Linked DNA regions of Mus musculus: region 2 is linked to region 1. Evidence: chromatin loops called from intact Hi-C (ENCODE). Cell type or tissue: gastrocnemius. All regions are shown on one strand. Each heading gives the region's core, and the rest is flanking DNA. Links, peaks and the distances in the headings are about the cores only.

Evidence for each region. Hi-C counts contacts between places; a loop is a spot of excess contacts. Peaks named below come from ENCODE experiments on the same cell type or tissue, not always from the same donor. Only the 100,000 strongest peaks of a DNase experiment are listed, where the experiment ranks them.
Region 2: it touches region 1 in a loop (2.7-fold over the local background); 14 of 42 quality-filtered maps call a loop at or near these places.

The regions. Positions count from the first base shown.
Region 1 is chr11:59,074,494-59,088,372 of GRCm38, forward strand. Obscn (obscurin, cytoskeletal calmodulin and titin-interacting RhoGEF) reads right to left here. Exons shown (of 104, transcript NM_001171512.2): 18 at 12,172-12,447; 19 at 8,124-8,402; 20 at 7,699-7,965; 21 at 7,302-7,571; 22 at 6,204-6,470; 23 at 5,608-5,874; 24 at 5,317-5,426; 25 at 5,064-5,217; 26 at 4,309-4,413; 27 at 3,686-3,952; 28 at 3,188-3,457; 29 at 2,353-2,619; 30 at 1,991-2,257; 31 at 1,641-1,907; 1 more. Among named protein-coding and RNA genes, the nearest start is that of Obscn, 55 kb to the right of the region's middle. In gastrocnemius, for the core only: no CTCF peak of the experiment used is centred there; a DNase peak (open chromatin) is centred at 8,851; H3K4me3 peaks cover 2,267 bases; H3K27ac peaks cover 5,210 bases.
Region 2 is chr11:59,174,743-59,191,830 of GRCm38, forward strand. It overlaps Gjc2 (gap junction protein, gamma 2), which reads right to left and starts at 8,084. Exons shown (of 2, transcript NM_175452.4): 1 at 8,004-8,084; 2 at 822-2,931. The coding sequence starts at 2,912. The coding sequence ends at 1,590. Guk1 (guanylate kinase 1) reads right to left here. Exons shown (of 8, transcript NM_008193.3): 1 at 17,009-17,088; 2 at 12,032-12,145; 3 at 11,658-11,699; 4 at 11,200-11,296; 5 at 10,452-10,590; 6 at 10,287-10,371; 7 at 9,694-9,779; 8 at 9,113-9,445. The coding sequence starts at 17,069. The coding sequence ends at 9,410. In gastrocnemius, for the core only: a CTCF peak has its summit at 9,276 (motif pointing left); DNase peaks (open chromatin) are centred at 7,294, 8,470 and 9,281; H3K4me3 peaks cover 1,196 bases; H3K27ac peaks cover 2,497 bases.

The DNA.
Region 1 (13,879 bases), core at 4,959-12,958:
ATTCGGGGCTCATATCAGGGTACGGCCGCAGCTTGGCTGGTCTCCGTGCAGATCCACCCACGAGCACCCAGAGTGTGTCAGAAGCACAAGGTTCAAGACATCAGAGGCTACTTCCCAGCCTCCCCAGCCTCTGCTTAAGTGTCAGATTGACTGACTGAGCTACATGCACTGAGAACAGTCAGGCCATGAATGAGAGACCAGAATCCTGGGCTTGCTCTAGAAACTGAAAGATGCTCAGGCAGGAATATCACTCCCTTCAATAACCAAAATCCCCCCACCCCAGCACTCCCAACAGATATTTTGAGTCCCCCACCATGATAGGGAGATGGTCCCTAGAAGCACCCCAGCAAAATTGTACCCCACTTTCAGGCTCCTGGCCTCAGCCCACAACACCCACCTCTGATGATGAGCGAGGCCTTGGAAGTGAGGCCCAGCACCGAGAAGACCACCTCTCCTGCATCACTGAGTGCAGCATCTTTGACTGTCAGGGTGTATTTGCGGCCCTGCCGAACGGCGTGAAAGTGGCCAGAACCACCCACTGTCTTCCCACCGACCGTCCACACTGCTGGGTCACTGGGACTCTCGTGGGAAAGGACACACTCAAAGCTGCAGCTCTCTCCCTCCAGCACCTCCACTGTCTTTAACCTCTTGGTGATGCCCACGTGAAGATCTAGGGGACATAAGAAACAGGTCACCAATCAGTCCACAGATGTCAGCCTGAAGGAACAGTAGTGTCCCATGCCAGGCAGTAGGATGGGCCACATCACTATAGGGCCAAGTTTCCCACTGTCCCTAGCTCCACACCTGATGACAAAGTATGCCATAACTGAATTGGCACCAAAATCCTCCCTTCAAGCTGTCCATGCCCTGATGTTTGCATGATTGACAGCTACGCAATCAAGGTGGTTGGGAGGAGAATCCCACACACTTCTAACCACCTTGTAATGCCAGGAGGGGAGGGACAGTAGCCTCATAAGTAACTCCTTCCAGGGAGAGCCAGCCTAGTCCTATGAGGAATTAACTGGGCTCCCTTCCTCTAAGGCTGTCACAGAGCCTCTGAGGGATCATGAATGAACAGGCTGCTACCCTGTGTCCTCCAAGCTAGGATACCAGACCTGAGCCAGGACAGTGAGTGGCTTCCCAAGCTGAAAGACGTGTGCTCAAAGGGACTATTCTCTTTAATAGTGCTGTGTGGGGAGCAACTGTGAACCTAGGGACATTCTGTGAAGAATAAGGACATAGATGGCCTGTAGCCTCCTCACCTGCAGAAGAGGACATCTGCCCTTGGCCTGGAAATCCTCTTAAGGGTCACACCTCTTAGTGTCCCCACACATGCCTGGCTGATTTCCTTTCAACCCCATCACATGGCACAGAACCAATGTCAGGACTCTGAACAAATCCATACCAGCTCTGCACTGTGAGGATCTGGAGACAATTGCCCTGGACCCATCTGCCAGGACCTCAAAAGGCCACATTAGACTCCTTAGACTCCTAGAGGCTCAAGACCAGAGTCAGAAGCAAGCCCTTGCTGTCATGGTGCCTGCTTGAAATACAGAACAGCCCTTCAGTCCTAAAGAGCAGCCTGGGGCCTCTAGATGGGAAGAATAGACCTATCCTGACCAAAAGCCCGGGCTACTCACCATGTACGCTGACCTTGGACTGGGTCTCCTTACTGCCCACCTGGCAGGTGTACAGTCCAGCATCCTCATGGCTCAGGTCATGGACCGTAAGGCCCCGGGCACCTGCCTTATGTAGGAAATCATACTTGTCGCTGGGACCAAGCTCCACACCATCTTTGCGCCAAACCACGCGTGCCTCGGGGTCGGAGACCTCGCATTGCAGGGTCAGCGTGCCACGCTCTTCTGCAGATACGTCATCCAGTGCTTTCAGGAACACCACTGGCTTGCCTGGAAGAATGGCATGGGCTGGTGAGGGGAGCCTGTGCCCACCCAGGGAGAGGGCAGCCCATGGATTCCACAGGTCCTCTCACCTTTAACCACCAGCCGGGCGGAAACGGACACCTTGGGGGAGGTGGCGCACACGGTGCCTGTGTCAGCCTGCCGGACACTCTTCAGCACCAGGGTGTGGAGACAGCCCTCATGGCTGATCTCATGGAAGCTGTCATTGTACAGGGGTGTACCATTGAGTGACCATTCGATATCTTCATCCTTATGGGACAGCTCGCAGGAGAAGCAGACCCGGCCTTCCTCCATGGCTTCTGCATCCTGCAGTGGCTGAATCACTGTCACCTCCCGAGCTACATGGCACACACACAGCAGCACCTCAGCACCGTGTCACCAGCCACCCCCTGCCCCAGAGTGGGGTCTACTGCCCTCCTTCCCAGCTCTCTACCTTCCACAGTAACCTCAGCACTGCTCTGGGCGCTACCCGCCTGGCACCGGTAGACCCCAGCATCAGCTGGCGTGAGCCGGAGTATGCGCAGCTCTGCCATCTGGCCCTCCAGCGCCATCTTGAACTTTTCTGACGGGGACAGGGGTGTGTCATCCTTGTACCACTGCACAGCCTTGGGGGCTGGCCTGAAGTCACAGGACAGGACTACTGACTGCAGTTCACGCCCTGCTTTGGGCTCCAGAGGCCGTGTCAGTACCACAGGAATGTCTGCAGGGAAAAATCCAAAGGCAAGGCTGGGAGCCACAGGAAACCAGACCACCCTGCCCATCCTAGATCCTAAGCCATTTGCATCCTCAGCCCACACAGGGTGCCTGGCCCTCTATTTCAGGGATGTGCTCCACATGCCCCTCACTGCCCGCGCATAGCTCTGTCCCAGCCAACATATACTATCCCATGCTTCCCTGGCCCATAGCCCTGCCATGCCTGAAAGCCCAGACCCCACCTGTCAGATCAGCCCCGGCCCCCATGACAGCTCTCATTAAGCCCACCCATGTGCCACCCTGTGCCCGTGTTTAGCTACACATTCTGTAAAGCCACTGAGTATTGCCCACCCACAGCCTTGAGCCCAAGTATTATTGCTTTGGCATGGGCCACCTATGCCTGGTCACTTTTCCGATGTCCTGCTGTGGCGTACCCTGTTCACTTCTAAACTTACAAGCCCCTGAGGCACAGCAAACCACAACCCCAAGCCATGCCCACCCGTGGCCCTAAACCATGGCCACCTGCATCCCTGATATGTGCCTACCCTCAGCTTTGCCCCATGCTGTATTCTAACCTGAGACAACCAGCTGGGCAGAGGAGCGGGACTTGCCGATAGTGAAGTGCACAGGCCCGGTCATGGTAGAGCAGGTCTTGTGCAGTGTCAGCCGGTGCACGGTGCCGTCTTGCTCCAGTCCCACGTTCCCCCCTGCCTGGAGCACAGTCTTACCAAGGAGCCACTTGGGTGGCCTCACGGAAGGGATGGATGTCTCACATTCAAACCAGGCAGGGGCAGGCTCCATCACTGTCATGTCCTTCAGTCCCCGCACAATAGTGATGGATTGCTCTGCGGGTGGAGGGCTGCTGGTCACCAGTAGAACCCTACAGGAGGGATCGGTCTCTCCTTCCTACACACTGTATATTCCTTCTCATCTCTTCCCCCACTGCCCGGGTGTCCCCAGTCAGACCCCTTTCAGAGGTGACAGCCTCCAGAACCTACAGAGCAAGCCACAGAAACCACAAATCCCACCCACTTCACAAAACCAAGAGGACTGTCCACGCCTTTATCCCACACCTTCCACAAAGAACTGGGCACTGGTCTTGACGTTGCCAGCGTCACAGGTGTACGTATCTTCATCCTCAGGCTGCACGTCATTAATGACCAGCTTGCGGTAAAGGCCGTCACTGACCACCTCGTACTTGGGCCCAGACTGCAGCTCGACTCCGCCCTTGAACCACCGCACCTGGGCACTAGCCCGGGACACCTGGCACTCCAGCACTCCACGGTGTTTTTCCATGGCAATCTTGTCCCTCAGTGGGCGCAGGAGGGTCACGGGCAGTTCTGTGGACACGGTCGGGTGGTGTCAGGATGGTGATCTGGAAGCTTTGCCTTGGCAAGCTCCCAGGAGCCAAGAGACTGGCCTTTACTCCAGTCCAACAGCCCATGCCTTCCTTCCCCCCGGGGCCAGCAGGTGGCCAAGTCAAGTGTTCCGCCCAGAGCTAATCTAGGATCTGCTGGGCACAACTAGCAAAGTGGGGCACCTCCTCTTCCCACTAAGGAGACCATACTCCCTACTTTCCTCATGACTCCTTGCTGCCCTGTCTGAGAGGGGTCTCGAGGCAGCCAAGGCCGTCTGTCAGGCTGTCTGTAAGCCAGCTCACCACATCCAGTCCCTCCCCTCACCCATCCTTCCTCACCTTTCACTCGGAGGTGAGCTCTTGATTCTGCGTTCTCAGCTACAAACTTGACCTCCCCTGCATCCTCTGCCAGTACCCTCCGGAAGATAAGCGTGTATGTCCTCCCTGGAGACCAAGGATACTCAGTACTGCTGAAAAGGAGGAAGGCAGCCTGGGGACCCCAACCCACGCTGCTCTGCAGCCCTCGGCCCTATTACCTTCCTGCCGGATGCGCACGTTGTCACTGGGCCGTAGCTTACTGGATTCTCGGAACCACAGGCCGGGAACCTCGTCGTGGGATACCTCACAGGAGAATGTAGCACCCTCCTTCTCCATTACCTCCACATCCTCCAGCGGCTTCGTAATCTGAACACTGCGACCTAAGGGAGGGGAGAGAGGTGGTTTGAAAAAAGGGGCCCCCAGCTTGCTGTCTCTCTCTTCCCCCCCCCCCCCGTGGATCCTGATCTAGAACTTTTATCTGTTTCTCCAGCATCCAGGCCTGCCTGGATACTGCCATGCTTCCCACCATGATGACAATGGACTATAAGCCAGCCCCAGTTAAATGCTTTCCTTTATAAGAGTTACTGTGGTCCTGGTGTCTCTTCACAGCAAGAGAGCACTGACTAAGACAGCTGGCATGCTGAGAAGCATAGGGGACTTCCAACACAATACCAGCTTGTAGCCAGGCTTGTGGAAGCAGAGGCCCAAGGAAACACTCACTCCTGCCTGCCTGCCTGCTTCCCCGGCCCACCCTCCCCACTCCGTCCGGAACTCACCTTGCACCCTCAGAGAGGCAGAGGTCTGAGCATCAAGAGCATCACATACATAGACACCCTGGTCCCCAGTCTCACAGCGGTAGATAACGAGACTCCTGCAGGTTCCCTGGGCCACTATGCCTATGGCCTTGCCTGCCCGCAGCTCCACACCATCCTGTAGGGCAGAGAGGACTGGTCAGGACTAGGGAGGCTTGGGAGAAGGGGTTCACCTCCTGGATGCCCACAGAGAAAAGCAGAGAGGGGGGAGAAATACCTTCAGCCAGCGCACATCCACAGGCCTCGACAGCTCACACTCCAGGGTGACCTTCTCCTTCTGCGTGGCCACCACATCCTGTAGTACTCTGGTGAAGCTCACGGGCAACTCTGAGACAGGAGGTAGGGAAGGAACACATGGAGGTAGGAGATGCTTTCTGATCAGGCAGGCTGATGATAATCCCACAGAGGGGTTTCCTCTTCCCTCCTGGTCCCATCTGCCTCCCTGGACCGCTTAGGGAAATGAAACAGGTGTGCCCTGGAGTGGAGCTGCCAGCCCTCTCCTGCTCACCAGTGACTATGAGCCTCGCAGACGTGTGCACGCCCTCGGCCCTGAAGGCCACCAGCCCACTGTCCTGTGGCTGCAGCGCCGAGAGTGTGAGGATGTGGACAGGGCCTTGTACGGCCAGGTGGCATTTGGGTCCAGGCTGAAGTCGCAGGCCATCTCGGGTCCAGCTGCCCTCCACCTCGGCATGGGACAGCTCCACATCCATCGAGGCCGTGCCCTGTTCCTTAGCCTCCACCTCCTGCAGACCGCGAACCAGCCGGACCTGCCGCACTGTCAGAGGGGCTCTAGTGAGCTAGTGAAGTGAGACCCTCCAACCAGACAAGACTCAGAGGCAAGTGTGAGTTTATCCCACCATCCTGGAGGCCACGGAGCAGAGGAAGGACCTGGGCGGTAGCCCCCAGTGAGCACCTTCACCCGGCTCAACTTCAACCTCAGCTGACCCTCAGGGCCTGACCCTTCTCATCCTTTCCCTCCTTGGATCCACCTTCCAGAACCAGGGTGACCGCCTGCCTCTACCCCGCTCCACCTCACAGCCAGCACAAGGCCACACCCCCCACTCCTGAAGGAGCCCCTCCCTCCCTCTTAGGTCCCAGCCTTACTTTCTACATTGAGCTTGGCCTGAGTCTTATCATCTGGTGTCTCACAGCCAAAGAAGCCGCGGTCAGCAAAGCCCACGCTGCGCAGCACCAGACAGTGCCGAGCACCCTCAGCGCGGATCTCCACGTTCTCGCTGGGTGTCAGGACGGCAGCATTCCGTGTCCACTTCACCTCGGGCCAGGGCCGCGTCAGCTCCACCTCCAATGTCACAGAGGTCCTCTCCTCCACTGTCTGTGGCTCCAGCTTCTTTTTGAAGAGGACCGGTGCCTCTGAGATACAGAAGGGCAGAGGTCATCCTGGCTGCCTTGGGCCTGCCCAAGCCCCACCCCAGCACCCAGCCTGAATCTAGGCCCAGAATGCCCCACTACATGAGCAGGCCACTTCAAGCAGAGCCCCAACAGCACACCTTATATAGGTTCATTTTATAAGGGGAAGAAGCTGAGGCTGTTTCTTCTTCAGTCCTCTCCCAAACCCTGCTTGCCCTGCTCCGGTGCTGAGTTCCCAACTATGGCCAGATACTATCAACAGCCAGCCTTCGGTATCTGGGTAGGGCCACTTCACAACCCCTCAGCCACTGCCCCATTGTCTGCCCTTTAACAAGGCCCAAGGACCCTGGATCGTGTTAAAATGTATGGGGAGGGCAAAGGCTTTAGCGTGGGCCTAGCTGTCCCATCTTTCCCTGTCCCCGGGGAAGCACACCCAGCCTCATCGCTCCCTTGCCCAAGAGCCAGCCATGCCTGCTGCATCCTCAAATGAAGTCCTGCTCTCAAGCACATCCACACCTCTCACTTCCAAGTGCGCTGGCTGCCTGCGCCCCTCCAGCTTTGCCGCTGCAGACTCATCCAGAGACCATCTCCTCCAGAAGGAGGCCTCTCTGGGTTGTCCCAACCTTATCCCCACCCCTGCCAAATACACATGAAGAGAAGATATCTAGTCGTCCCCCCATCCTCTGTTGACAGCTGAGAGATTCCATATACCCCTGGGGTCAACCAGATCAGCCTGACACAATATGGGGCTCCCTCATCAGCTCATGAAGAGGGAAGGGCACCTATGGCAAGAGCCACTGGACATTCTGAAAGTCTGGGCAGTGCCCAGCTTACCTCGGACCCGGAGGGCAGCAGAAGATGAAGCCCCCTCAGCCTCCACTGTGACTTGACCGGCATCCTCCAGGGTCAGGCCCAAGATAGTCAAGCTGCGGCTGGCCCCACTCTCTACCATAACAAACTTCTCGCTAGGCTGCAGCTGCATCCCGTCCTTGTACCATGTGACCCCTGCATCGCTGGGGGACACGACACACTGAAAGGTGGCCTCTTGGCCCTCCTCTGCGACCATGGCACTCAATCCAGACGTAAACTTGACCACTCGGGGAACTACAGAGGAAAAGAGTGCATGAGAGGTGGCAGGAGAGGCTCCAGAGAGACACCCCCACACACACACCAGACAGACACATGGAAGGATGTCTCCCCCAGGAAGCCACCTTAGCTCACCCACGGGTACCTTTAACAGTGAGCCGTGCGCTGGTGCGGTCATCCCGGCTCTCACACACATACTCCTCTGCGTCATCCTCTCGAAGGCCAGACACGGTCAGCGTGCGCCTAGGCCCCTCTGATGTCATCTGGAAGCGCTTGCCTGGCCGCAGCTGTGTGTTCCCACAGCGCCACACAACCTCAGCCTGCTCCGGGCTCAGCTCACAAACCAGCATCACGGTGCCACCCAGCTCCCCTTCGACGGGCTCCAGGGGTTTGGAGAACTTGGCGGCCACCTCTGAAGGAAGAAGAAGGTGTCAGACAGTGTCCTCTGCAGATGACCCTGTGTTCTGAGACCCACTCTGGGCCTGTTGTGGAACACTGTCTGCTAGTCTTTAGAGCAGACATAGGCATCCTAGAGGAGACCCAGACGCCTGGTCCCCAGCCTCTGCTTACCTTCTACCTGCACCGGGAAGTCCTGACCTTCCTTGCCAACACGGCAGCTGTAGATGGCACTGTCCAGGACCTGTGCGCCTCTCACGGTCAGGGTATGGGTATCACCCAGACTGGTGGCCTCATGCCGCTTACTGCGGCGGATCTCCACTCCATCTTTGAGCCAGGTCACAGCAGCCACAGAGGGTGCAGCTATTGTGGCAGTCAGGATAATGGTCTCATGTTCCTTGACAACCAGAGGTTCCCTGCGGCTGGGTCTCTCCGGAATCTGGGATTCGGCCTCTGGTTCTGAAGAGAAGTAGGTAATGAGCATGAGGGTAAGGGCCAGCATGTGCCACTCTCTAACAACAGTGAATGCTAGTTGCTGTCACTCTGTTGATCCAGCAAGAACATGTCTCTCCTAAGGACCACTGTCACCAGCGCCATCCTAACCAAGAACCCAGCAATCCTGCCCTGCAGGAGACTTCAACCCACAGGTCAGCATGGCATAGAAGAGGCAGCTAGCACTCCAGAGCATGACAGATGGGCCATGGAATGAGATTGGAAGTCTATAGAGGCAGCCTGAGAAGATAGCCTGGGGCAAAAACACTATGGGCAAAAGTTAGGGTGGGTGTCGGAGGAGACAGAGATGGCTCAGTAGAGCCTGGCCCAGCAGTCACCCTTAAAAAGACCACATGCTTCAGCTATCAGGGTGTCAAGGACTGCAGTCAGAGACAAGGACAGCTGGGAGGGTGTGGTAGCAGCCACTTCCTGGCCACCACCATGGCGACATGCTGTGTCGATCTCTGTCAGTCTTACAAGATAGTGTCAGGCCTACAAAAACCAGTCCTGTGAGCCTTCCTGGAAGTGGAAACATATGAGGTGAGAGATCCTGAGATGGTTAATTTCAAATGTCTGCCTGGTTAGATTAAGAAACATCTAGAGAGTTATGAAGCATTCCTCTTTGAAAAGATTAATTTTATGTATGTGTCTTGTGTGTTATTGAGAATACATGTATGTGTGTGTGTGTGTCCATCGAGACCAGAAAAGAGCATTAGAACTCATGAAACTGGAGTTACAGGTGAGCCATACAGGTGTTGGGACTAAAACCCAGGTCCTCTGCAAGAGCAGGGAGTTTTCTTAACTACTATGTCAGCTCTCCTGTCCCATGAAGCATGCGTGTGTGTGTTTGTGTGTGTGTGTGTCTGTGTCTGTGTCTGTGTGGTGTGTGTGTGGTGTATATGTATGTATACGTGTGTCTGTGTGGCATATGTCTGTGTGGTGTGTATGTATTGTATGTATGTATATTTGAGGTATGTATGTATATGTGAGTGTGGTATGTAGTGTGTGTGTGTGTATGTGTATGTGTGTGGTGTCTGTGTGTGTAGTGTATATGTATGTATATGTGCATAGTGTGTGGGTGTGCGTTTATGTGTGGTGTGTATGTATGTATATGTGTGAGCATGGTATGTGATATGTGTGTGTGTGGTGTCTGTGTATATGTAGTGTGTGTGTGTGTGTGTGTGTGTGTGTGTGTGTGTGTGTGGTGTCTATGTTTGGTGTCTTGTGGTGTCTGTGTAGTGTGTGTGTGTGTGTGTGTGTGTGTGTGTGTGTATGTGGGGTAGAGAGGGAGGGAAGGAGGGAAGGAGAGAGTGTCCCCTGAGAGGTTTAGCTGAAGGGAGACTACCCTGCATGTGGGCTGGGACCCCTAACTGAATGTGAACAGAAAGGGGGAAGAAAGCTGAACACCAGCATCATCCATCTTTGTCTGCTTCCTGGCTGTGGATGGGAGGTGACAAGCCTCATGCTTCTGAGACCACAGCTCACCCTCCCATAATGGACTTGATACCCTCAAAGAATAAACCAAGAGGAACCCTCTTCTGCAAATGTCTGTCAGGTAGATGACCATAGTTACCAGGTAACAATAACAATCCAGGTACCACATTCAACATGAACAGGTTTAGAGGGGATGGAAGTGGGTGTGCAGAGAGAGCAGGGGAGGGGACAAGACAGAGGCAGGTCATCCTGGCCCAGCAGCAAGCCAAAACAGGCTTCTAAGCTGGAACCATCACACAGGACCAACCTACTACTGAACTACCAGGACTCCAGGGCTACAATAGGGCCATGGACCAGCAACAGGAAGAGCAGGCTCTGAGCCTTGGGCCAGGACACTCACAGCCCACGGGGACAAAGAACTGGGCCTTCCCCCCCCCCCCAGAACTTGAGGGATAACAGCTCTTGCACCTGACGAAGCCAGCCCAACAGAACCATTGACAAGGAAGGCAGTGGAAGTGAACAGGGAAAGGAACTGTTGGGAGCCATCAGGAGTGTGTGAGAAAGAGGCTCTGTTCTCAGAGCTCAGGAGACAGTAGAGGAATAAAAGGAACAGAGACTGAGCTGTAAAGCAGACAAGAAACCCATGTGCTACTGAGTGTTCAGCTGTATCTCTGCCCTGAACACAATGACACCCACCTGCCACGTCCAGGCGGAAGGAGAGCTTCTGACCCCCGGCCTCGCAGCTGTACTCCCCAGCATCCGCCTTGCCCGCCTGCTGCACCACCAGCCTCCTGGAGCAGCCCGAGGCCTCCACGCGCACCTTCGAGCTGGAGCTCAGCTTCTTCCCGTCCTTGAACCATGTCACCTCAGTCTGGGCCTGGGCCACCTCGCAGCTCAGGGTGGCACTGTTCCCCGCCTCAGCCTTCACCTCGGTGCGTGCCTGCTGCTCCTTGGCAAACATCAGCCTGGTGTCTAGAGACAGGTGGGGACACACAGGGTCAGAGAAGTGTCTAGATCAGAAAGGCCATGTGGGGGAAGGGATTGGATGTGGTGGCCACAGGACAGAGCGTCCTCCAGGCTCTGTACCTGATGTGCTTAAGAAGTCCCAGCATCCCTCAGCACAAGCCACAGTCCATCCACACATCCCACCCCATGATAGAGGGTTCTGTTACAGTTTCTGTGAAAGGCAAGGGACACATCTGCCCTCAAGTGACAAGGGTGTGTAGCCCCAGGACTGTGCAAGGTACATACATTCCCATCAGTGCAGAGAGTGCCTTGCCTGCTCTGAGAATCACCAGCCACGGTGTTAAGGATGTAGCCTCAACTCTCTCTGGTTCTACCTCGTGTTCCCGCCTCACCAAGTGGAGAATCATTCCCAGCTCTGGCCGCTAGTGCTCGATCTTCCGGGATGTGACATTTACTCCATGGCTGATAGCGCATCTCTGCCCCATTCATAGTTTTAGGTGCTCTTTATAGATTCACATACTAAGGCTGTGCCTACAGATTTCCAAGTGTCTTCCCCATCCGCCGTGTGTCAGATGGAAGGTACACTAATGTAAAGTTTCATAGGAGATGAAAATGTTGACTTCTATTTGTGTTGAGTGGATGTATATCTTATTTAATTGTATTGTAAGATTTTTCTCTCTTTCTTTTTTGTTTTTGTTTGTTTTTTTTTGTTTGTTTGTTTTTTTTTTGAGACAGAGTTTCTCTGTGTAGCCCTGCATGTCCTAGAACTCGCTCTGTAGACAAGGCTAGCCTCAGACTCATAGAAATCCACCTGCCTCTGCTTCCTAAATGCTGGGATTAAAGACATGCGATACCACCACCCAGTTTATTCTGAGATCTTAAATAATCCATTGTCTGCTCAGAGCTAGTTTTTCCCCACAGTAAAGTCTGATGCGGTCAGGTGACGAGTCTGCTGTTTTTTGGCAAGTACCACTAAGATGGAGACAGGAACATTAGGAAGGTTCTGGTCAGAAACAAAAACTAACAAAGATGAAACTCCCCAACATGGGAGCAACGCTCCAGACATACAGGACGGACAGGATCTTCCCGGGACACCCTTGCCATTCAATGTACGGCTCCACACAGATCTAAACATGGGGATGGGAAGGGGGATGGTGTGAAGAGATAATGTGTAATGGAGAGGCCAAAGGGCCAGCCATGGTCGGTCTTGGCTCACCATGAGCCTAAAATACAGAGAAGTAAAGAGACCAAACTCAACATAGGCGCAGAGTCAGCCATGGACATGAGCTAGTCATTACTTCCACACAAGGCTTAGTATCTCAACACCCACCTGCCACGTCCAGGCGGAAGGAGAGCTTCTGTCCCCTGGCCTCGCAGCTGTACTCCCCAGCATCCGCCTTGCCCACCTGCTGCACCACCAGCCTCCTGGAGCAGCCCGAGGCCTCCACGCGCACCTTCGAGCTGGAGCTCAGCTTCTTCCCGTCCTTGAACCATGTCACCTCAGTCTGGGCCTGGGCCACCTCGCAGCTCAGGGTGGCGCTGGCCCCCGCCTCGGCCTTCACCTCACTGTGTGCCTGCTGCTCCTTGGCAAACACCAGCTTGGGCTCTGGGGACAAACAGAGGCACAGAGTCAGAGACTCTGTCTAGGTCAAGAAGGCCACATGGGGAAACATTTGAACGGTTGGCTGGAGGACAGAACTTTCTATAGGCTCTGCTCTGGCTATGCCCAGGAGAAGCCCCAAGGCCTCTCAGTACAAAATCAGATCACCCACATAGGACACTTACAGTGCAGAAGGGCATGTGACAGAGCGTCTGTTGCTCTGCCCCCGACTCCTGTGACAATGGAACACTGCCAATCAAGGAACATCATCACCAGGGATGAGGGTCCCTGACACTTCATGCCTTTACCTGCTCTGAGCACTGTAAGGTGCTGTATCAGGAAGGGGCTGGGCTGTCTACAGTTAGACCTTGTCCTGATACCTCACCAGGAAGGGGCAGTTTTGGCCTTTAGTGCTTGGTCCTCTTGGTGTAACAATTATGTAGTGATCAGTACCATTGTCAGCCATTTTCACCGTCTGTCTGTCTTTTCATGCTTACCACAGCCTTCACCTTAAGGTTCTGATTATGATAATGAGTGTCTTCCTGCCAGCCATGAGCCTTTGTTTTCCCTTTCAGTTGTGTCTTTTGATGACATACAGGCATCTCATAGGCTACACAGACACAATGTTTCAGTAGACGTGAAAGTGTCCTTCCCCTTTATGCCTGACGCATTTATATCCTGTAATTCTATCCTGGAGTCTTAAGGATCCCACAGATCTAATCAGAGCCTGTCACCCATCACACTGAGTCTGCTGCAGCCGGGTTCACTGGTGTCCTTGTGAGGGAGAAACACATCCATTATAAGTATGGCTCTGCGATCTTATCGCTATTGCCTAACAGCCCTCCTGGTCAGGGCCACGGTCAAAACACACAAAAAGGAAGGGTGGCGGCCTGGCTATCCTTGGGTCTGTTGTCAGGCTCCCTGGTCCATTTCTGGAGCAGTCACCCACACCTATATTGGCGTTCGGCTGTCTCCAGGATGGCAGCATCAGAGTAACCCTGGGCCTGGACGTCTCGTAGATGAAACAGTCTTTCTTCAAGACTCTTGTGATTCCACTTGGGCCTTGAAATCAACTTAATCAGTTTTCACACCACCTAAAGATCTTCACTTTGAAAATCATCAAGAACAAGTACCTCTCTTGATCTGGAGAGCTGGCCCCGGTGTTAGGAGCACTGGCTGCTCTTCCAGAGGATCCAGGTTCGATTCCCAGCACCCACATGGCAGCTAATAACTATCTGTAACTCCAGTTCCAGAGAATACAGAGCCCTCTTCTGGCTTCATCGGGCATTGAACACATGTAGTGCACGAAGCATTCATTCATTCAGGCAAAACACCCATGCACATAAAATAAAAATAAATCTTTTAAAAAAGAAAAGAATAAGCGTAACTAGGTTATCACACCCCTGCTCTGTTCCTATTTCTCCCTAAAAGAAGTTCC
Region 2 (17,088 bases), core at 4,791-12,790, 100 kb after region 1:
CCTTGCCTGGAGGTGAGAGGCTCAGCTGAAGCTCAGCCTAGAGTCAGAACTTCCTGAAATGGCTCTCCTGGATGTCAGGCACACCTGGGGCTAAGACTCAGCTGAGGGCTAGGGTCACAAAAGGGTGGGGTTCACCTGAAGGGAGGGTTGAGGGGATCTCAGCTGCAGTAAGGGATCTCTCGAGACCTGGGATCAGGTATTTGGGCTCCAGAAGGAAAGGGACTCAGCCTGCTGTATTGGACTGCAGCCATGCTGAGGTTAGACTTAGGCTGAGCTGAGCCTGGCTCAGGGACTCCAGGAAGGGATGTGCAGTTGGAGACAGCAGTGCTACCCCATCCCTTACAGGAGGCAGCTGGTCACCTAGAGTCTGCATCAGGGTGGCTCAGGCTAGGCGAGCCTTGTGTCTCCCTATCCTCTGCCCTCCCCTATCTCTTCAGTCATCCGCGCTACACACCTCTAGCCCAAGATGAACATCCTCTGTCCCCTGAGCTGCAGGCTGACCTTGTGCTTGCCTGTTCTTTGTTTCTGACATCTGTGCCTCTACCAAGCCCCACCACCCGACCCTGGCCTGCTGCCTGGCACCAAGTGGCACCATCATTGGTCCAATGACCTCCAGGGTTTGGTCTCCAGCTTTCTTCTCCAGCCTGTCCCTGAGGAGGGGGTCTCCTTTCCCAGCCTCCCCAAAGTTAAGCTGTCTCTCCCAATGAACTGCTGTGGACACGTTTCAGAATGCTCAGACACAACGCATGGTTACACACACACACTGGTGCACACTGACCAGTGTGCAATGTGGGCTTAGACACATAAGCACATGGACACACTTGAGTGTAAACAAAAGTTAGTTTTATTTTACTTCCTTTGTTCTAGAAGTTGGCTTTAAAACAGGGAGAAGGGGACAGAAGATAGGGACAGGCCCCCCAGAGCTCTAATTTTCCAACATGGCCAACGCCACAGCCCTGGGCTACAGCTATATGCATCTAAGCAGCAAGGCACAACAGAACTTCCAGGATGTCCCCTAAGAAGGAAGTCATACCAAACGATCTCAGCTCAGAGAGAGGAGCTGTTCTTGGTCCAGGCCTCCTTTGGGTCTCGCTCAGTCTGCCTCAAGTGGGGAGCCAAGGGCCGAGAGTAATCAGTGCTGCTGCCTGTCCCTGACCTGGGAGTTCTCTGGCTCTGTAAGGGCCGAGGGCGCTGCAGAGGAACCCGGTCTGCTGCTGCAGTGAGGATAAGCTCAGTCCCCAAAAGGTTCGTGCCAGACACCCCCAATCCTATGGGGAAGCTGCGAGAGAGCCTTGGAAGGAAGGGCTGGCAGGCCCAGCAGAGGGGTCATCCCTGCTCAGCATAGCCTGGAGGGGCAGTCAATTCCTAGGACACAGCTCTGTCCCCACACCCTCAGGGGTCACATATAAGACCCTGGTCACTCCCCTTCCTATCCCGCAGGGAGGTACCTGAGCCAGCACCTCCTAAGGGGCTTCAGCTCCTTCTTTTAAAGACCCCTAACGAGGTCTGATCACTGATCACTGGTTGAGGGCACAAAGATTTCCACTGAATCCTCATGCCAAGCCCTCCCTGAGCTCTCCGCAGGGCCCTCAGATCCACACGGTGGCCTTGCCGTCTCTGCTGCCTGTACTGCCCTTTTCAGAGCCAGCCCTGGGCTTAGTGGCCAGTTGTTCCTGAGCTCCCGGCCGGCTCTGCTCCCCAACGGTGCCCCCCGACGTGGCGCTGCCGGTTCCGGAAGCTAGGCCGCCCACCCTGGGTGCCCCCCGAGAGGTTGCATTGAGCCCAGCGCACGGCGGACTGTCGCGGTCCGCGGAAACCGCCGCCACCGCCGCCCCATCGCGCAACGCCTGCAGCGCTAGGTTCGCCAAGTTCTGGTCGTGCGCTCGCGCGCGCTCAGCTGCACGCACCACCAGGCTGTAGTCTGGAGGGCAAGCCAGGCCGGCGGCCGCGGCCGGGAAAGCGCAGGGCGGTGGGCGCGGCGTGGGGCCAGGCCCCGCCGCTGAGGCTCCCCGACGGCCGCGCACAGCATCCTGCGCACTGCCGAGACCCAGGTGCGCCATCTCACAGAGGTTGAGCAACAAGCATAGACAGCTAACCACGTACATGACCAGCAAGAAGACCGTCTTCTCGGTCGGCCGCGACACGAAGCAATCCACTACGTGGGGGCAAGGCTGGCGGCTGCAGGCAAAGAAGGGTGGCACCTCGAAGCCGTACAGTAGGTACTGGCCCACCAGAAAGGCCACCTCGAAGGCCGCCCTAACCACCAGCTGAGCCACGTACACACGCATCAGGCCCTCCCTCTGGATGCGCCGCCGCCCATCGTGCTGCCCGGCCGGGCCAGGAGTGACCACCGTCTTGCCATCACCTCCGCCCCCTTTGGCAGCCACATCCTCCGCTCGCTCCTCCTCCGTGTCTTCTCCGGGGCCCTCGGGCGCCCCCGGCTCCTCGTCCTCATCCTCCTCTAGAGCCAATATGGGCTCCGCCTCTCCCAGATCGGTGGTGTCCGGCCAGCCAGGTGGCGGCGGTGGCAGCTGCGCCCTGGGCAAGCGCCGGGTGCCAGGGCGACGTCGGAGAGCGCGTCTGCGCTCCTGTTCCGAGGCCCGCGCCAAGCGGTGGACTGCATAGCCCAGGTACATGACAGAAGGTGTGGAGATGACCACTATCTGGAAGACCCAGAAGCGCACATGAGACAGGGGCGCAAAGGCGTCATAGCAGACGTTGTCACAACCCGGTTGCCGCGTGTTGCAGGTGAACTTGGATTGCTCATCTGAATAGATGGACTCACCACCGACGGCTGTCAGCACAATGCGGAAGACCACCAGCACAGTGAGCCAAACTTTGCCCACGAAGGTGGAATGATTGTGGATCTCCTCCAGCAGCCGCGTCAGGAAGCTCCAGCTCATGTTGGTCATGGGAGCGAGCAGGTGGGACCTACAGGCATGCATGCAGGTGGTCAGTAGGGACGCAACTGGGAACTGCTGAGCCCAGAGTTGTGGCGCCTGCAGGCTTATCCAGCAGCTGTCTACTTAAACACCCCAGATGACCTTGAGCTCACTACATTACAGAGGTCTCCTGCCTCTGCATTCACATCCTATGTGCTAAAGATGGGGACCGAGAATCTTCCATTGATCCTGCCCTTCCTGTCTGCTCTCTCCTAAAGATCTCCAAGAAAGCTTCAACTTGTAGGAAGTGCACCTTTGTCTCAGGCCCCTAAAGCCATAAAGCCATTGTGCTGCCTTTATTGGCAGAGGTGGGGAACCCGGACAGCACCAGCCCGGCTCAGTCCCAATTGGATGCCATCCTGCTAGGGTTTGCCCCAAGCCTGCCAGCCACTCAGGCCTTCCCAACCTCTGCTGCATCCCAGCCTTTGTGGTCAGAACCCACAGGCTTGAGACTCTATCATCCCTCAACCCCAAACCTTCGGCCCCCAGCCCTCCCCAATGCTTTAGCTTCCAATTCCAGCAGCACCAGCCTTTGTCCTTCCACACCCGGCACAGCAGCTCTGGGGTCCCTTCCATAAATGATCCTCCCCAAGCCCTTAACCCCTCTCACCCCTCCCACTGCTTAGAGGCCATCCAGGGCTCTTTCATCTAGCCCCAGGTCCTAGTCCCCTGGACTGTCCCAGGATCTGTCCGGGCAGGACTGGTGAGGCTGCAGACTAATACATGACAACACTTGGGCGCCTGTGAGCCTCAGAGATGACAATATTCAGACCGACTCAACTCAGTCTGGAAGATATGTGTCAGAGAAAGGCCCTGTGGTTCCCTCGTGCACCCCCTCCCTCATCACAGCACCCACGGAGTTACTACCTGCTCCTGGGAAAGTGTGGGGCAGGAGTCCTCCAAGCATTCAACACTGACACTTCTGGCTCCCTCCCCTGGCAGGGCCTTGGAGGTAGCAGCAGCAGGTATGGACCAGCATCAGGACTGGTGACTCCAGAGCTCTTTATGTAGCTAGGGCCTCTCCCCTCAGGGCAGGAAGAGGGGGCAGCCAGCAGAACAACAGGGGTTCCTGAGGAAATGGCCCCACATCCTCACATCTGTGCATCCCCTCTTGGGACGACATGTGTGCAATCAGAGACACACACCCTCATGTGAATACATGCATGCACATACAAGCATGTGTGTGTGTCTGTGTTCTATATGCAAACATTCACACGCACATACACTCATACACAGCTACCCTCATATGCACACAGATACACATCTGCAGACACACACTGTACACTCATATGCATGTACATTCAAATGCACTCAGACACAAATGTATGCTCAAGGATGTATACATTATAAATACGCATGCACACACACACTGGCACCCACATATTCATATACACCAATATTCATATACATTTATTCACACACTCAACCACACATGTGAAGACTCAAGACTTACACAATCAAATGCTCATTCATAAAGAGGCGTGAGCTCAGGCACACATGTGATGCACACATAAGAACACAAAAGTAGATTCAGCTCTCTTCCCTCAGCTTCAGTCAGCCCTGACCTGAAAGTTGAATCACTGGAGCCTAAGGCTTACCAGTGCAGACACAGGATGGTCTGGGTAAACCTGCCTGGCAGTGTGGAGTATTTAACAACCGAATCTCTGAAAAAGCCTTGCTTGACAACTCGCCATTTCTCTCCGGCATACCTACTCCTGTCCCAGTAGCTGATCAGCACTGGAGTCAAGATGTGTACAGGCAACAATGGAGACACTGTAGCTTAGCCCTGGGCTGACTCTGTCCCTGGGTGGAAGGACCTGTCACTCAAAGCATGCATGCAGTCACAGCTATTCACTCTTTAGAATGGCACAAAGATGTGCTATGCTTGTAGAGCTGACCTGGAAGAACCAGGACCCTGGGCTTGGGCCATGTACAGGGGGAGCTTCCGGTTAAACCTCTAGCCTGTAACTCTCTTGCCTAGCCTTGGCACGGACACACCAGCAGGTACCTTAAACTACAGAGGGTCAGACCCATATGTCAATCTCTCCTTCAAAGGGACTTGTCCACTCTCAGACTGCTTTACATGTGTTGCTGTCTCCTGAACATCTTAGTGTACCAGCAAACCCTGAACCCACCCACACGTGCTATCTGCACAACTTGGTACCAGATCATCACTTGCTTTCTAGGTCCTAGCTGCTTCACTCTCCCTATAAACTTGGCTCATGCCCACTGGGGTACCTTAGAATGCACATGGAGATTACCCCCATTGCCCTTCAATGACTTTTTTTAAAAGACAAGGTTTTATGTAGCACAAGTGGACTTCAGACTCCGCATGTATCAATTTGTAAGAGTTATGATATCCTTGAACTCTCCATCATTCTCCCTCTGCCTGCCAAGTGCTGGGACTTTCAGGCGTGTCTATGCTCTCAGCTCCTCCAGTGACTTCTGACTAGGGCACATATCAGGGTCTCACCTAGTCACTGCCCCAAGTGCCCTGCCCGTCCTCAGTTGGCTCCTGCTACTACATTCTCTGCTGTGCTGGAGCTCCCACCTGCTGCCTTTCCCTGACTTCATAGACACAAGCCAAATCACCTGGCCATACAAGTTTCACACACACACACACACACACACACACACACGCACACACGGTATGGGGGGGGAGCAGGGAGGACAGACAGGCAGAGAACCGTTCATACTCAACTCTTTAGTCTGCCTATCAGATGCTTCCCAATCACTATAAAAGTTCATTTTCTGACACCATCTCAAGCTAGGGACTCTAGAATGCATTTGTGTTTAGCATGGTAGAGGCGGACCCGGACTCTCACAGAGGTCATTTACAGATACACCGTGGAAACCTGTGGTGTGTGTATGATCTCTGGCTGTGTCCTCTGAAAGGCCCTGGCTGTGGAAACACGTGAGAAGTGCGAGCATTTGTGACATGGGTATGTTCACGCTGCCTGTAGTTCTAGTGCTTGGGAGACAGAGATAGGGAGATTGGAATTTCAAGGTCATCCTCTGCTGCACGGCGAGTCTGATGTCATTGAGACCCTTTCTCAAGCCCCGCTCACAAAACAAAGACCCTATCTAGGTCCTGGGTTCTGGTTTCCAACTTCTCTTTCAATAAAAGGAACTGCGAATCCCTGGGGGAAGTGGCTGATCAGAAGGCTAAGGAGGGAAACAAGAGTGTGGAGAAAGCTCAGAGAGGAAGAACGTGCTTACATACTCACACACACTGATAGGTGGATTGCTTACACTGACACTGTAACAATTTAACCAGTAGACTAAGGAAAGTAGAATCACAGACTGCAGCTTTGGTTACAGATACCCCAGATAACAACTGCACCCATGAATAACCAGGCTGATGACTGGAGAACCATCCCATCTCTGTGCAGAGGAACTCTGAGATGGGACACACAGTTAAGAGGAGCACACACCCACTCCAGCAGCCACATGTGGGAAGCAACATATCAGAGGACAGCATGAAATGGGGACTTGTACCTTTGCCGTGACACCTGAGCCCTATGATTCACCATTATGGCTGTTGATAGCACCTATATAGACAGGCTCATCACCCCCATAGTATTCTTTCTGAAACCCATAACCCCAACAAAGCAAGAGAAAACACAGGCCAGTTTCCAAGAGGGCACCCTGAAAAATACCCGAGTAGTATTTTAGTAGCCATGGGCAGCTAAAACAAGGAGACTAAGAGGTGCTGTGGTATCAGGAGGGGCAAGGGAATGTAGGAAACACACAGACTGCGGCTTTTCACTAACAGAGGCAGCACTAGAGTTTATTATGGTGATGTGTTTCATGCCAGTATGGAATGGGAAATGAGGTCCTCTGGGATCTTTTCTGTACTGTTATCTCCTCTGTTGTAAATTTAAACATGTTGAAGATGTAGGACTCTACCACAGAGTTATGGCACCCAGCAGAAACTACCAACCTCCCGCTTTGACCTGTGAGGCCTTCTTCACCAGCACCCAAGTCACATTCCTGGAAGTTCAAGAAGGCAAAACTTCAACTTCAGACTGTGGGGACCAGAAAAACAGATGGGCTAGCCTGCACCTACCTGGTGTAAGAGTCACAACCCTAAGTCTAGACAACTCCTACAGGTTGAGACTTCAGCTAAACTGCATTCCAAAAACGGAGGCACTAGCCTGAGTAGGCAACCCCCTCCCACTCTCCATGCCTTCCTTTGGCATTGCCCAGAGTACACACGTGTGCCCAATTCCTTGTAGAAAGCCCATACTCACCCTGGTCCTTGTCTCTCCAGTCCTGCCAGCCCCTCCACAGCTGAGCCAGGTTCCCCTCCCCATTTCTAGAAATCACTTCCCAGCTGGGTCCACACTGTCCCATACAGAGCCAACTCCAGCCAGCAGGCCCTCCAAAACGGATCTTCTCCAACCTCCCCGTCCTTGGACCCTGTATCTCCCCTTTTGGCTGCCCATCCTCATATCTCCCTCTCTGCAGTCCCTAGACACAGAAGGTAGGTGGGAAGGAAGCACTTAGAGTGAACTGCTGTGGCATCCCAAAGACTTCTGTGCTGGCTACCGCGCCACACTAACACAGCAGCGGTTGTGTAGGTCCAGCTGCTGAGAGGGTCTGCTTGGTAGCAGGCAAGTGGATAATGAAGTTTCTTCAGTTTGAGTAGACTGGGCCTGGTGCCCATACTGATCCCTGGGACACACTACAACTGGCTGGGGTGGACTGGCCCATCTTAAGATGGCCTGAAGGGTCTCAGCTGCTGGGGGAGGTACTGAAAATACCCTAGGCTCTCCGGTTTGTTCCCATCTCCCTCTACCATGGGTTTAGTTACCCCAAAAGAGCCACAAAGCCAGCTGAAGCCAAGCTAAAGGACACCCTGAGGGTCCCTTAATACAGCAAGACAAGATCTGGCCAGAGACTCAGTGAGTCTTCCAGGGTGGCATCTGGCACCAGCTGTGACACACCCCACAGAGCCTGAGAGGGGATGCAGGAACCTGGGAACCTCCACCTTAGCAGTAAGGAGTACAGACCAGTCAAGGCCCAGCCAGGCTGCAGCCCCAGCAGTACCCTCCCTACCTTCTCCAGGCTGGAAATGCAAACCTTCGGCTGAGCCCCTCCACCTGCCGGCTGGATGCTGATCCTCTCTAAGGGCATACTGTGGGGCTAGGGCCACCTCTCGCCACCAAGCACAATGGGGGATGGAGGAGGGGCCCTCAAGGGCTCCATTGTTCCCCCTAGGGTCTGAATCCATGATTGTCCCTGGGGGTGGAGCAGCAGGGATCTAGACAGGCCTGCTGGTCTCCCCAGCCTCCACTTGAAGTCCAGGCAGTTCTGGCTCACCCTTCTAGAGAAACATCTGCAGTTTTGGAGGCAGCCCAGGACTTCCCAGTCTCTCTGGCTACTTCTGCCTGGGTACCTGCCTGCCCTCTTCACACCCACATCCAGTTAATACCCCCAAGTCTGCCCCAGGAGCAGCCTCACCTGGAGATGCACAAGGCAGAGCTGTGGCTGACCACCGGGTGGGGGTAGCTGGCAACAACCACTGCCCTCCCTGCTGGGATTGCTCTCTTGGGCGGAGCCAGCAGCCTGGGCTGGGAGCCCAGAGGAAGAGGGAGGACAGCAGGACCAGACACTCAGAATGTCTCATCGTGGACAGGAGGGGAGGGACATCTCCCTCAGGAATGCTGCACCCTGCTACAACCTCTAGAGCTCAAAATTTGCGATCTTTACAGAAGGCCCAGGACTCTGCCTGCCTGCAGCCCTCACAGGGCTCACCTGCCCTTCCTTGGGTTGGCTGCCTATACCCAAGGCCAAGAACACACAGCACCCACAGCTCCAGGGCCAGCATTATGACCTTAGCTCTTCCCCTGCAGCTGGGCACTTTTGTTCCTGGCAAGTGGTATCTGTCCCTCTGAGTCCCCAAATGGCTCAGAAATACCTCAAAGAGACAGCAGCACTAGGTTGTCTAGGGCTGAGACGATTCCAGCCCATACTGATTGTCCCAGTTGCCTGACTCCCAGGGGAAGAAGTGAACACGAGCAACCCTAGCCAGCATTCTGATGACTAGTGGACCCTGGATGCGGGCAGGGACAAGGGCCACTAGACACCTATGCAGAGCCCCCTTAGCAGCCTTCATCTGGGCTGACCATGGAGGGGCAGAAAGCCAGAGGCCATAAGCCCAGTATGGAGGGCTGTGACACTATAATTCAGTAATTACTTTATTAAGAGGTCAGTCCCGCTCCAGCAGAAGGAACAAGGAAAGGAACACAAATAGTCCAGGGAGATTAGATATGGGTACTCTTTGGAGTCATTCAGCCAGTGAGTCAGCCCACGGTGCAGAGCCACCTTGTGGTCAGACAAAGGGTAGCTCCTTCTACTCCACAGTGGAAGTCTACTACAAGTCCTTGGTGCCCTGGCAAAGTTTCCCCCACCTCCAGGCAAATTTAGACCACAGACATCACTCTGTGGAATGAAGCAGGCCTTCAGGCGTGGCCAGTTCCCTGTGCTTTCTTGATTTCCTGCCAAGGAAGAAGGGAAACAGAAAGTCAGGAGAGGCAGGGAACCAGGGAGGGCTAGGGCTCATATCCTCCCTGGGTTCCCAGGGACTCCGGCTTTGCACCTGTACTTGACCATTCTGGCAACTGGCAAAGCCAGGGCTGCTTACAACACAGCAGGGTGTGAGCCCCGGCAACACAGGGTTTGCTGCGTTCACAGGATGGCTTGTGCAGGGGACTTCCCCAAGACAGGGTAGATGGGAAGGGCCTACCTCAGAGAGCGCCTGCTTCAGGGTTGCATAGGCTTTATCCAGGTCGTCATTGATGATCACCAGGTCAAACAAGCCAGGCTCCTTGCCTGGGGTGAGGCAAGAGACAGATTCAGGAACACTGGGACTTCGGCCCCTGCTGGGCTTGCCCCACTGTTAACAACCTGCTATCTGGCTATGGCTACTGTTGCCGTCACTGTGGTAGGATGGCCAGGGCTGGACAGTACTCTTGCTTCCCCTCTTCTAGAGAACCTCAGCTGGGGGCTGCTCCCATCAAGTCCTGACTTCTGGAGTGTGGACCACTGCCCCTGCCCAGGCCTCTCAGAACCAGCTCTGCCTGGGATGGACTGCCACATAAGGAAACAGCAAACGGTCTCAATGACAGTGTCTGAATGTGGACCAAGCTCAGACCCAGAAGCAAGAGCATAGCTACAAAAAGAGACCTACAACACTTAAGTCAGTAAACAAGTGTGGCCTCTCAAAGGCTCTGCAGACAGCAGTCTCGACCCCTCCATCTTTACCCTTGGTCCTCCCCAATTTCTGGTGGATGGGCTGGCCACGTGCTCAGAAGGTACGAACGGTCTGACTGCACTCACTGCTCTCCATGTCTGTCCGTGCAGCTGCCAGCCGCTTTGCCAGACTCTCCTCAGTCTCAGTGTTGCGCAGTCGCAGTCGTTGCTCCTGAAATACAGGTCCTTGTCAGGTCAGTATTCTGCAGGTCTCAGGACCTGCCCTGCAGGTTTCCCACACCAAGTACCCACCAGCACGTCCAGCGAGGGAGGCTGCACAAAGATGTAGATGGGACACAGATCAGTCTTCTTGATGCTGCGCACACCTTGTAGGTCGACATCTAGCACGCAGATGCGGTTCATGGCCTGCACAGCCCGAACAGCTTCCTTGCTGGGAGCAGGGAAGGGCAGTGAGCAGATAGATGTTCAGTGGATACAAGAGAAGACCTGGCCCTTAAGCCCACAGGAAATACATGCAATGACTGCTAAACCTTGTTAGCTTCTTAAGGCTTTCGAGAGCTTCAGAGAAACTCGGCCCTTTCCACCCCAAGGCCCATTCTGGGCCTGGCCTGGGTAGTGCAGAGGCTCTCGTGAACCCAGCACCTTCTGTACTTTCCAGAACTTCCAAGCATATAGTCAACCCTGTCAGGCCCTCTGACATCACAGCCCTTTGTACCTGTCCTGTAGCCGAAAGCCAAAAAGGTTTGGGCCTGGGCTGCCTGGCACTGCCTACCTCTCCACGTGAGGTGCCTCATGTGGCTCTTTGCCTCGCCAGATGGCTTGAGGACAGATGAGCCTGGGGCATGACTGGGCCTGCTTGTTCCCTGGAGCCTATCAGCTATGCTCAGAGACTAGGGGGTTAGCAAGCCATCCCAGCCCTAGGCGGGAGACTGGGAGGGCACTGTGAGGTCAGAGGTGACATGCTAGAGTGCTTTCTTTTGTTAACAGTTCTGGAATTACCCTGATCCATGAAGCTGGGCCCACACCAAACTCAGCCCACCTTGTCCCGTACAGGTTCCCTGAGAACTCAGCATGCTCAATGAAGTCCCCTGCTGCAATATCACGCTGCATCATCTCCCTGGTCACAAAGTAGTAATCTGGAGAAGAAGAGAGCTTTCCAGAAGGTACCCAAAACCCATCCCTGCCTGGCCTGGCCCCTCTCCACCCTACACAGGACTGCTATGGCCAGATCTAGGCTGGAACAGATACCACTGTCCCCATTGTCTTTGCTGAAGGATTGGAAATGGCCAGGTTCCATACACCAGGCAGGAAGAAGGTTCAGCCTTCACTATGATGCAGACTCTAATCAAGCTGTGAACCCAACAGCAAGAGAGATTCTCCTGCTGGGGATGAAGCTGTTACAGCCAAGGCACAAAGCAACCTTACCCCTTCCCCCTACCCCCACCCCAACACTCATTAGCTGGTGCCCAAAACCCCTGAATTAGCAGGCCGGCTCACCTTTGCCATCTTCTTCACCAGGTCGTGGGTTCCTTGTAGTATCTAGGAAAAAAACAAACAAAATTATCACACACTGAAGGGATCTACAAACCTCCCCCTACCCAGGTCTTCCCTTGACGGCCTGCTCCGTCCTCTGGTTATGTAACAACGGGTGGTGCTCACAGCCAGTGGGCAGCCCAGACCAGATCTCAAGAGGTCACTGGGGCCAAGATGCTTACTCTAGATGGAGGCCTGGGAAGGGAGAGGGTAATGGGGATGAGGAAGGTGAGGAGAGCATCTGCTAGATCAGGTGTGTGCATCTGGGGACTCTAGGAACAGTCCTGTGCTGGGACAGCCTCTGAGCTCCTCGCCCTTCAAGGTCTGGAGGCACTCACGAGACACGCTGAAGCCGAAGATGCTGCTGTGCTCCTGGAACAGCTTCTTGAGCAGAGTGCTCTTCCCTGCCCCTGACGGCCCGCTCAGCACTACTGGCCTAGGTCCTGCCATGCCTGTGGGTGGAGGGATATCATAGACATGAGTGGGGTTACCTTCACCGGTGCCCTGGCATTCTGTTCCATAGGAGACAGTGACGTGAAGGCCAACATCCTTATATACTGTGAACTCTCCTCACAACACCAGTCAACTGGCAAGATGGCAAACACAGGCAGCAGGAAGGCTGACAGGATTCCAATATCCAGCCTCACCCACACCCAGCAGGATGTCCACAGGCCAAGTGACCCGGAACCAGACAATGCAGCACACTGGCCCCACCCCATAGAGGCTGCCCTTCAGAATCTGACTTCACACTGCTGCCTGAGCTTTGACTCCCTTAAATGGCCTGCCCACAGGTGTCCCAAGTCTGAAATAGGAATGTCCCTGTCCCTACAGACATCCTCAAGTCTGTTCAACCCAAGCCAATTTGGGAAACTTCCCACTAGACACGCAACCATCTCTGACTTGTTTAGGAAGGACAATCTGCTGACAAGAGTTGGACGAGCACCCCCTAGCCTCCCAAGGGCAACGTGAGTGCAGCTCAGGGTGGGCCATGGGTCCGGGCTGCCAGGGAGGAGCACCCGCTGTAGGTATGAAAGCCCAGCAGGAACCTCCTCCATCAGGCTATCTGGGACTTGCGCTTCCTTCCTTGAAGTTCCGATGGCATCGCCTTAGTACCAGCTGATCCCCCTGCTTCCAGGCTCATGCCTGAGCAGACACAGCCCCACCTCACTGTCAGCTGTGGTCCTCCAGCCAGGAGTCTGAGCAGGTCAGTTACACGTCAAGAACCCCGTCTATAAAGGCCCTCCTGACTCCCCAGGATGGCACCCACCTACTTGATGTGTTGCAGCCTCCATGGTAGCCTGGGAAGAGTCAATGGCTGCTCTGCACTGAGGGCTAGGGGGACTAATCTCTGCCAAGCCTATACCCCGCCCTTCTGAGCAATAAATCCCTCGGGCACCAGCCCTGCCTGCACTGTGACATCAGCCCTGTCCTCCCACTCTGCAGGAAGGATGGGGCAGTTATTTGTCCTGCTCCCGAGATCTGCGCCTACACCTGTTCAAACAACCAGGTCAGCATCTGAGTGCACCGGGAGACCAGGAAGAGCCACCCCGGCACTGAGTACTGAGAGACCTGAGCTGCTGCTCTCTTCTGAGGTCTAGGCAGAGGGAGACCAGGGAGGGTATTGGGGAGCTGCTGTCTGTCAACCCAAGCACCTTTGACTTAAAGACACAGGCTACAGGAAGGGCACCAGCTTAGAGAGGAATTGTGTTCTTAATCCCCAATGTAGGCCATGAAGTAATCTTACAAAAGCAGTGTTGCTGGTATTCTATCAGATTCTATCCCACAGAAACACAAGTACTGTATGTAGGGTACACGTGCATGCACATGCATGCCACACACGTACAATGAAGATGCACACATGCGCACATGCACTTGTCCCTGAGAAGAACATAAGACCACCTATCAAAAAGACAGAAAAGGGACCTAGGGAAATTTACCAAGGATCACCAGTGCTGCCTCTCAATAAATCTGCTCCCTTCTGCCTTTCTCCAGAATGCTTACCGGCCAATCACACTGACCACTCTATGCCCTTTCCTTCCGGGCTCCAGCCCACCCAACTCAACACCAACTTCTCATTGGCATAGGCATCCCTTTCCCTAGTCATCGAGCCAGCCCTGCTGCTTCCACCGTGGCCTGGCCTTAGGGTGTGCGCTGCAAACCACACAGCCCAGCTCCTGCGAAGCTCCTTCCCCTCTGTCTGTATCAGGCACTCAGGCAGAGAGTGCCCCAAGGTGCTGCACAGCCTCAGATGCCCTGTGAGGGCACAGGTTGTGACCTGCAGCTGCCAATATGGGTTCTACATCTGCACTTTGCAAACAGCCATTTCTGGAGCTGTTGGTTCCCTTGAGCGTCAAAGGAGCTCAAGGCAGTGCTCACGTGGGGCTCGGAGAGGCTCACCACATAGGTGTATCCCACACATTGAAAACACAGGAGAACCAAAGCTAAGAGAGATGTTCCAAAACGCACAAGGTAAGAAAGCTTCTGAGAAAAGGATCCCAGGGAGGAGAGCCTCTAGGAAGCCATGTATTAGGGACAAGCCTGGTTGGGAAAGATGATCTGCCATCCCGTCAGCAATGGAGCTGCCTGTACCTATAACCTGCTTATAGGTACAGGCTATATAACCTGCTTCCAGCTCTAGGAATGAGCTGGCGTCACCCACAATCCAGCCCGAAATCCTCAACTCTGGGACTACAGGAGCCCTCACCTGTCCTAACCCTGTACCCTGTAGGCCATGACCAGGCAGCAGGAAGGAGGACACTAGCATGCAGTGCATGTGCATGCAGACCCACATCAGACAGCTGACTCCTACCCAGCTCTGCACACTGCTGCACACCCAGACTGCTTCCCCACTGAGGTACCTAACTCCCAAGCCCTCTTTCAGGAGTCACAGTGTGTAAGTTCTGTCTTGTTGCTAAACCACAAGTGACGGGAAGACATCTCTCCAAGTGCCATCCTGTTCACACCTTGGTTCTGCAAAGTCCCAGCAGGTATCCCTTGGCACATACAGCTCATGGATCTCTGACAGCCCTCGGTGACCTTCTATGACACTACACTTGCTTGGATCTACAAAGACTACACCAGATGACCTTAGTTAGCTAGCCGTGTGGTACAGTGGCAGACAGCAAGGAGAGTGTGGGCCAGGCAGGACTAGTATGGACCTGGGAAATCCCCAGGCCCACTGAAGGAGGGGCTCTCTCTCACCAGTAGCCAGGTGACAAGACCATTACTACATCTCCACAGGGCCACAGCTTATGTCAGAAATTATAGATATAGTCTTTGGCCTAGCATTTACAGAAGTGTGTGGTGGATAGAAGCAACTTCCTTTGGGGAGACCACTGAAGAAACTTTGGACCCCTATCTCTTCAGCTTTCCCAGTCCCAAACTTCAACTGCCTGACAAAGAGCCCCAAGCCCCTAATTGTAAAACAAGCCAAGATTCAAGCGACTTCATAGGAGCACTGGAGGGAACATGCTCTGCTGGGACGTCCTAGACAAAACTTCCTATACATCCTCTTCCAATCTATACCTCAGGCCTCTAGGACTGGAAATCTGTCACAACCATCACCTCCCTCCTGTCAACTGAAGAGCAGGCCCTTCCAGGAAGGAGAAGAACTACTAGTCCTCCAAGACAAACAGCGCTAGGCAGACATGAGTGACACACCCGAGCCCTGAGCCCCCAGGACTTAGGCACCTCTTCCAACAGCAGCAGCCAGAGCAGCCAAAGCATTTTCAATCTTATTCCTCTGAGCCAGATGGACCTACCACGGCCTCCCAACAAAGAGGTGGAGGAGCAGCAGCCAACCACGGACAGCCTGCTGCACCTTCCTGGTGCTGCCCATCTTCGTTTGTGTCTCTTCCCAGCAAGGACAAAAAGGAACGGGCTGATTCCTTGGCCAGGAATCATGAGGTAGAGGGAACATAAAGGAAAAAGGGCTCAGAACCCAACGAGGATAAAGGGGAAAGACCCTAGGACACTGCACAGTTTGTCATCTGCTCGATCGTGCAGAAGGGACACCAAGGCTTTACAGGGTCAGGGAAGACTGAACGGTGGAGGAGGATGGGGGACAGGGTAGAGCAAAGGAAACTGAGGCCCAGGACGTGTAGGCAGGGAATGGGTAGGGCAGGGCAGGGAAGACTAGGGACCAGCAGAAGCAGAATCAAGAAAGATAGGGACCGGGGCTGGAGAGATGGCTCAGTGGTTAAGAGCACTGACTGCTCTTCCAGAGGTCCAGAGTTCAAATCCCAACAACCACATGGTGGCTCACAACCATCTGTAATGGGATCTGATGCCCTCTTCTGGTGTGTCTGAAGAAAGAGACAGTGTACTTATAGATAATAAATAAATCTTGAAAGAAAGAAAGAAAGAAAGAAAGAAAGAAAGAAAGAAAGAAAGAAAGAAAGAAAGAAAGAAAGAAAGAAAGAAAGAAAGAAAGGAAGGAAGGAAGACAGACACCATCACATGCAATCAGGGAGGATGGGGACAGGACAGGATGGGACAGGGAAGATTAAGTCCCAACCAGAAGAGTCAGGGATACAAGAAGCCTTGCTCATATGGCTGCCTCCCAAGAGCTCAACCCTACTCTAACTTTCCTTCTTTGTCGCCTGGGCTCTTTCCTCTCACATCCCCTTCTGCCTTTTCTTTTCCAATTACATCATGTTTCCTGGATATTTTGTGTTTGTCAAGACAGACGAGAAAGGGAAACAACTTTAGTAGTCGCTTTCATAACTAGCCTATGACCTCCTGCAAGGTGAACTGAAGGAGCACCCACAGAAACAAACTGCATTCTTCTTTCTCTCCTTGGAGCCTATCAAAGGCTGACCAGTCATTTACTTGCTTTCTCCCTCTCTCCTCAGATACCGCGGAGCTAATGTCACCTGCTCCACCTCCAGGCACCACCAGAACGAACCCCGCCCACTTCCACGTTGGATAAAACGATGCCTGAGAATAATAAGCCCAAAGGCAGATTAATATTTTTTTCTAAAACAAAACAAATCGGGACAAGCCAAATCCTAATAGTCTGCAGGGCCTGCACCATCTGCAGGCACTGAAGTCCAACGCCCGCAATGGCTCAGGAGTAAAGCCATGTGCTTGAGCCTACCCAGGACGCCGGCTGGGTAGGGAACAGAGGAAGAGCGCAGACTAGGCTCATGCTGCACCGATCTGCTGGTGGCTGGGACTCCGCGTGCCCATCCCTGTCGTTCTGGGGTCCCGAGAAACACGTTCACCCGGCATCCCCACAAGATGGAGACGGCACGCAAGGGAAATATGCTGCCACAAGTCCCACTCCGAAGACAACCAGCCACCAGCGCACTCACCGTCCGCGGGGACCCGACCCAGGGCGGCCACCGCCAGCCCGACCAGCGGGCGCCGCAGCATCAGGGACCGCCCGCAGGAC